2 separate regions of the Homo sapiens genome follow, and region 1 is linked to region 2. Evidence: chromatin contacts called from ENCODE Hi-C or POLR2A ChIA-PET data. All regions are on one chromosome and are shown on one strand. Each heading gives the region's core, a stretch centred on a gene start or an enhancer-like site at or near the end of the contact. The rest is flanking DNA. Distances are from core to core; before and after follow the strand shown. Region 1 overlaps BICD1 (BICD cargo adaptor 1). Region 2 holds the start of DNM1L (dynamin 1 like).

Region 1 (3,495 bases), core at 687-3,186, 540 kb before region 2:
GTAGGGACAGGGTTTTGCTATGTTGGCCAAGCTGGTCTCGGACTCCTGAGCTTAGGCAATCCGCCTGCCTTGGCCTCCCAAAGTGCTGAGATTACAGGCGTGAGCCACCGTGCCTGGCCAAATATATAAAGTTTAAAAATAGCTCGCTTGTGTTCATTGCCTACCACATACTGGGTATTGTGCTAGATATTTAATATGCCAGATAGCATATGCCTCATTAGCCTATGAAGTAGAGGCTTTTATTATTATTTCCACTTACATAGATGAGAAAATTGCAGCACAGATAAATTAATTTGTCTAGCGATGGAACCAAAATCTCAGTCAGGCAGTGTGACTTCAAAGCTTGTATTGATAGAAGTTCTCCAAGTGCTTTAAATATATTAACTCATTCAGACTCACCAAGCTGTGCATTTTTAGTTTATAGAGTTGATATCAGTATTAAATAGGAATATGTATGTGTATGTATTTATATATGTATGCAGATGGTCCCTGACTTAACGATGGTTCATCTTAATGATTTTTTGACTTTATAATTATTTTTTGACTTTATAATTTTTTGACTTTATATAAACCATATTTTGGGTGCCCACACGTCTATTCTGTTTTTCACTTTCAGTACACCAGTCAACAAATTACATGAGCTATTCAACACTTTACTTTAAATAGGCTTTGTGTTAGGTGATTTTTGCCCAAATATAGGCTAATGTAAGTGTTTTGAGCATGTTTAAGGTAGGTGAGGCTAAGTAAGCTGTATTTGATAGGTTAGGCGTATTAAATGTATTTTTGACTTATGATATTTTTCAAACTATGATGGGTTTACTAGGACATAATCTCATCATCAGTTGAGGAGCATCTGTATATGTATGTGTTTAGATAGATATAATTAGATATCTATATATAATAGATTCTATGCTATGGGCATTGTAAGTTCTAAATTGCTTCAGTGGCATTATTGTACATTCTTACATAAGATTGAAGAATTTTGTGATTTTGATTAATTTATATCCTTCAAAGTGACCAGGAAGGTAGAGTTTGCATGCAGAAAATTTGCATGTATATTAATTCCATAAATAATGTTTGTAGTTAAATTTTCATTTTGTTTAAACATTTTTTACAAGATAGAGTTTACTCAGTGCTGTTATTTAGCAGCTGTGTGTATGACTTCATAATTTAGGGGGCTGTCTGTTTTGTGTTCTAAGCCACGTGGCTGCTGTGGTGACTGCTTTAGAAACTTTCAGTTCCCTTTGCTGTGAAACAGGTTTCAGTGCATCGTCCCTGTGTATAAGGTCAGGTTTCTTACATGGACTCACTCTGTTTCTGTAAATTTGTCTGAGAATTTTCAAGGCAGTGCTTTCATGGCCTCTCCTCTAATTTTGTGTGTGTGTGTTTGTGTGTGTCTGTGTGTGATGATGAAAAAGTCAAAAGCCCTAAAATTAAATCAGAGTTTAATCCATGTCCCTAAACTAGATAAGCTGCTTTAGACCTTTTCCTTATCCCTTACACGTCGCTCAGTAAATACTTGCTGATTGACTTTCAAATTCAGATTACTTTTACGCTAGCATACGGTGGGCACAAAGGGTTTTTTTGTTTATTTGTTTGTTTGAGACGGAGTCTCGCTCTGTCGCCAGGCTGGAGCGCAGTGGTGCAATCTCGGCTCACTGCAACCTCCTCTTCCTGGGTTCGAGCGATTCCTCGTGCCTTAGCCTCCCAAGTAGCTGGGACTACAGACAAGCGCCACCACGCCCAGCTGATTTTTGTATTTTTAGTAAAGACGGGGTTTCACCATGTTGGCCAGGATGCTCAAACCCCTGACCTCGCGATCCGCCCGCCTCGGCCTCCCAAAGCGCTGAGATTACAGGCGTGAGCCACCGCTCCTGGCCTGGGCACAGAGTTAAAAAAAAAATACTGGTAACAGAAAACTTGTTGGCGTGTTTCAGTTTTCAGAGTCTTCTATAAGGTCTTATACCAGCCGAGAAGCAGCAGAACCATCTGTCCGTGTACCGAGGACGGATCTCAGCAGCTCTCTGTTCAGTGGCTCCTGCCTTTGTAGTGGATTCCCTTGCTGTGCTGTAATTAAGTCAGCCGGCAGGAGTTCCTGTTTTGAGGGGGCCTCTCCCGGCTGGAGAAGTACCACTGCCTTTGTGTTACCTGCCATGTTATTGTGGAGTGGATAATTTTTTTTTCCTGCATGGGTCTTGGTTTAACAGCAGGATCCTCTGGGCTTCTTCCAAGAAGCACCACATTTCCCTGAAAATAAATGGCAGATGAATTATTTCTTGAGATTATGAAAATCTGTTAGATGAAAGCTTGCCTTTTTCTCATGTTCAAAACAATGCTAAATGCTTATAATTATACTCCCAATGAATTACTTCTTTCACTGGCTTCCTTTGCTCTGGCAAAGGTGGATTTTTTTTCCATGGCAGAGAAATTTTATAAAAAATGTAATATTTTAGAAAATGCCTAAATGTCAAGAATACAACATCTTGTTTGTTGTTGTTGTTGTTGTTTTGTTTGTTTTTTGATACGGAGTCTCGCTCTGTCGCCCAGGCTGGAGTGCAGTGGCGCAATCTCAGCTCAATGCAACCCCGCCTCCCGGGTTCAAGCAATTCGCTGCCTCAGCCTCCCGAGTAGCCTCCATTGAAGGAAGTGCCATAGTGTGGGAGGATCTTTTTATTTTCTACGCGCACCGTATTTGATTCTGTGTTTACAGGAACTGTGTCTGTAGACAAAAAGCAAAATGTTGGGGTTTAGTTTCTTCAGGTGAATAAAATGTTACTTGCATCTCCTCATTGTCACAGTGTTCGTATTACATACTTCGTGTGTGTAGTTTTGGCATTTAAGGAAACAGAGCTAAAAAAAAAACAAAGGACAATAACTGCATCAACAACATGTTATACACCAGAGGAAATGCGGCGACTTAGGTTCTGTGATGGGAAACCCGGATTTTTTTGTTGTACTTGAAATCTTCCGTAGAACGTACGTGTTTGCATGACCCAGAAAGGAAAACACATTGGAGGACTTTGTACTAGTTCCATTCTAATTCTGTAAAATTCTCACAAATTCAGGCATCTGTTAACCCTTCGAGGGCATATAAGTTCAGAGCCATGTTTTCTGTTTTGTGTCTTTCCCTTTGGCGGAGTGGTTACCTTTTCTGAGCCCTTGGCTTGCTTTCTGTGAACATAAGGCGCTCCATCTGCCGCTTTAAAGTGAAGATTTATAATTCAAACAAGACAGCGTTTCGATGTTGCACTCCTGTCTTATTAGATATCAACTTAAAGTTAAGAAAATGGAATTATTCAAGGCCTTGTTATCTAGTTTATAGCTTATTCAGAATTTATATTTCTGATTTTTTTTTGTCCTGATGACTGCCTGTGACTAATTTGTGTTTTTGTTATTAAGCTAAGATTGTATGAAAAATATGGCAAAAACAAAATTCTATATTTCTAATGCCCCATGAGAAATCTGATTTAGAGGCCCTTCCTTTGGACACACTTT
Region 2 (3,232 bases), core at 576-3,075:
CACGCCCGGTTAATTTTTGTATTTTTAGTAGAGACGGGGTTTCTCCATGTTGGTCAGGCTGGTCTTGAACTCCTGACCTCAAGTGATCCGCCTGCCTTGGCCTCCCAAAGTGCTGGAATTACAGGCGTGAGCCACGGTGCCTGGCCTCTCCTCACCTGCTTTAATTCTTTACTCAAATGTCACCTTTTTACTTTGAGGTTTACTTTTACCTTTGGAGGTTTGGAGTAGAGGAGGGATACTATCTGTCTAAAAAGAAAAACAACATTTAGAAATATAACAGTATGGGCCGGGCATGGTGGCTCAGGCCTGTAATCCCAGGACTGTGGGAGGCCAAGATGGGCGGATCACTTGAGGTCAGGAGTTCGAGACCAGCCTGGCTAACATGGTGAAACCCCGCCCCCCACCCGTCTCTACTAAAAATACAAAAATTTTCCCAGGGTGGTGGCGGGTGCCTGTAATAACAGCTACTTGGGGGGCTGAGGCAGGAGAATCACTTCAGCCTGGGAGGAGGAGGCTGCAGTGAGCCGAGATTGCGCCACTGCATTCCAGCCTGGGCGACAGAGTCAGACTCTGTCTCAAAAAAAAAAAAGAACGGTATGAGCAAAGAGTGAGTAAGGCAGTTATCAGATGTCTACTTTGCCAGGAATCAGGCTACAGCAAATAAAGGTTTATACATAATATTGATAATAAATGCCCAGCTCTTCCCCTGTAAAACTCCAATACTCTAAGATTTTTTTCATGAACACCGCCCCCCGCTGCTCCGACCCCTGCTTTTTTATTTATTTATTTATTTATTTGGTAGAGATGAGGTCTCACTATGTTGACCAGGCTGGTCTCGAACTCCCAGCTCAAGCGATCCTCCTGCTTCTGCTTCCTAAAGTGCTGGGATTACACCGCGCTCGGTCCTGAACACACATTTTGTTTGTTTGTTTGTTTGTTTACAAAACCCCTGGAGAACCCGCGTATTCTAACCTGGGCTGGTTTTTGTATTTTTGCAAAATAACACCCCACACATTCTCGTATCAGCGTGCAGATTTTTTTGCACCCAGTTTGGTTGTTTGCGGCCATAAGCTTTTCTTTAAGCCTTTCCAACCCGTCCTTCTAGAGAAAGTGTCTTCATAAGGAAGTCACACTGCTCACGCCTGTAATCCCAACACTTTGGGAGGCCGAGGCGGGTGGATCACTAGGTCCGGAGATCGAGACCATCCTGGAAAACACAGTGAAACCCCGTCTCTACTAAAAATACAAAAAATTAGCCGGGCGTAGTGGTGGGTGCCTGTAGTCCCAGCTACTCCGAAGGCTGAGGCAGGAGAATGGCGTGAACCCGGGAGGCGGAATTTGCAGTGGGCCGAGATCGCGCCACTGCACTCCAGCCTGGGCGACAGAGTGAGACTCCGTCTCAAAAAAAAAAAAAAAATAAATAAATAAAAAATAAATAAAAGGAAGTGACACTGGATAATTAAGAGACACACCATTGCGCCTTTAACACATATTCACACCCAGCACTGTCACATCCATCGTGCCTTGAGGACAGGCATAAATTTACGGCCTTCCTCCTGCGCTCCCGGCCTGCTCCTAGCCTTTGACTAGAGCCTGCGCAGCATCCCAGTCCCAGGCTAGGGCCCACCGGTGCCGCGCAGCCTCCTGGAAGCTGTGGGGAGTAGCGTTCCTCCGCTCCAGAACTACAACTCCCAGCAGGCCTTGCTCCTCTCCACCTCCCTCGCAGCGCATGGCCTGCCGGGAGGGGGCAGGTAGCCGGCGGGCCCGGTCCAATGGGTGCCGGCTTCCGAGGAGAGGGCGGAGGAGAGGAGGAAGGAGGCGAACTGTGGGCCCCGGCCCCATTCATTGCCGTGGCCGGCGGGCACTGGGGCCCCGTGTTTTCAGAGTCATGGAGGCGCTAATTCCTGTCATAAACAAGCTCCAGGACGTCTTCAACACGGTGGGCGCCGACATCATCCAGCTGCCTCAAATCGTCGTAGTGGGAACGCAGGTGAGAGCAGCAGGCGGCGTTCGCTCGGGCCAGACCCCGGCCGCAGGCCTGGTCGGTGCTGCGGCAGTGCCCACTCCCGCGCCAGCGCCCACTCCCGCGCCAGCCTTTGGGGCCTGTGGGAGGAGGGCCTTGCTGGGGGCCCCAGGGCTCTCCGGGCTCTGCCGCACCCGCCCTCCCGGGGCAGCGTTGCATCAAGGCGGAGAATCCGGGGCCCGGCCAGGGGCGGAGCCGGCGCGGCGGGCCTGGCTAGCCCGGCGGGTCCCGGGGACAGGAGAGGGAAGGATGGGGCCGGCGGGCGGAACTGGAGTCCGCTGGGACCGGGCGCGGCCTCGTCCGCGTGCCGCTGCCTCCAAGGGCACCTGGGGGACGCGCGGGGCACTCGGGTCTCGCTGGGCTCGGTGGGCTGGCTGTTCCCATCACTGTTGGCTTTCGTGAGACGGGTGTTTTATTTCCCTCCTTGCCTTGCCCAGGGACTGCGGAGTTAGTTTTGGAATCGCTCTGTTGAGGCTGAGAGACGCTACGGTGCGTGAGCGCCAGTGTTTTCCTGCAGTATAATTCCACCAGGTTTCGAGAACGCCGAAGCAGCATTTTAAAAAAAGAAAAACAAAACGTGTATCTAGAGTTCTGCGGGTGTTGGGAAGGAATATCCGATTTTTCTGCGTAGGCTGTGCTTTTTGTCTTCCACAGTTTTGTGATCGTGACCTAAATTGGGCATCAGTTTCTCTGGTCTTCTCATAGCTAACTCATTTTTTTTTGAATGCAGAAATGTTGGCAAAATAACTGTTATTTCTAGAGTGACAGAGGAGAAGTATAATTTTCCTTTTCTCTGCTACTTCGATTAGAGTTCAGAGAAACGGATTTTAGAAATTAGTATATTGATATTAAGTGCTTTCATTTCTTAATAGTATCTTTTCTATTGAGAAGGAGCGGTTTCCCCATCATTTTCCAGGAGGTACATAGTATAGGGTATAAGTGCTATCAGAAGGAACTTACTGTTCAAAGTATTAGTGGCTATCCAAACACTGGAAACTATAGACACCCTGTACTCGTTTGTTTGTTTGTTTGTTTTTTTGGCTTTTAAATAGTTGAAGCAATAGAAATTGTTTTAGAAACACATTTCCTTGGTCTGCGATAGGATTGGGAAAGATTCTGCTCAATCTTGCCTACGTATTCTAGTATTTGTAACAATATTTGTAATGTTTGGAGACTCAGAAGCATCAAACAAATTACGAGGATTATTTT

What was found. A loop is a pair of places that touch in the nucleus more often than their neighbours do. ChIA-PET counts read pairs that join two places held with the same protein, here RNA polymerase II (POLR2A). Pooled maps may share reads with other maps.
Region 1: a loop to region 2 is called in a map of B cell, with 4 times the contacts of the local background. The contact joins the enhancer-like site here to the promoter of DNM1L in region 2. A Hi-C loop is called at or near these places in 1 of 168 maps with a recorded cell type or tissue (B cell), 4 of 37 single-sample maps with no recorded cell type and 6 of 50 pooled maps. POLR2A ChIA-PET finds 5 or more read pairs at or near these places in 1 of 52 experiments (H1).

What each region holds. Positions count from the first base shown.
Region 1 is chr12:32,137,980-32,141,474 of GRCh38, forward strand. The region is part of intron 1 of BICD1 (BICD cargo adaptor 1); the gene reads left to right. Among named protein-coding and RNA genes, the nearest start is that of BICD1-AS1, 32 kb to the left of the region's middle. RefSeq lists an enhancer at 1,967-2,016. Within about 2 kb of position 1,937, at least 11 of the 41 ENCODE cell types and tissues checked have a DNase peak (open chromatin) inside an H3K27ac peak, as active enhancers do; they include B cell, where a contact is called at or near this core.
Region 2 is chr12:32,677,476-32,680,707 of GRCh38, forward strand. DNM1L (dynamin 1 like) reads left to right here and starts at 1,826. Exons shown (of 20, transcript NM_012062.5): 1 at 1,826-1,990. The coding sequence starts at 1,889. RefSeq lists a silencer at 1,974-2,383.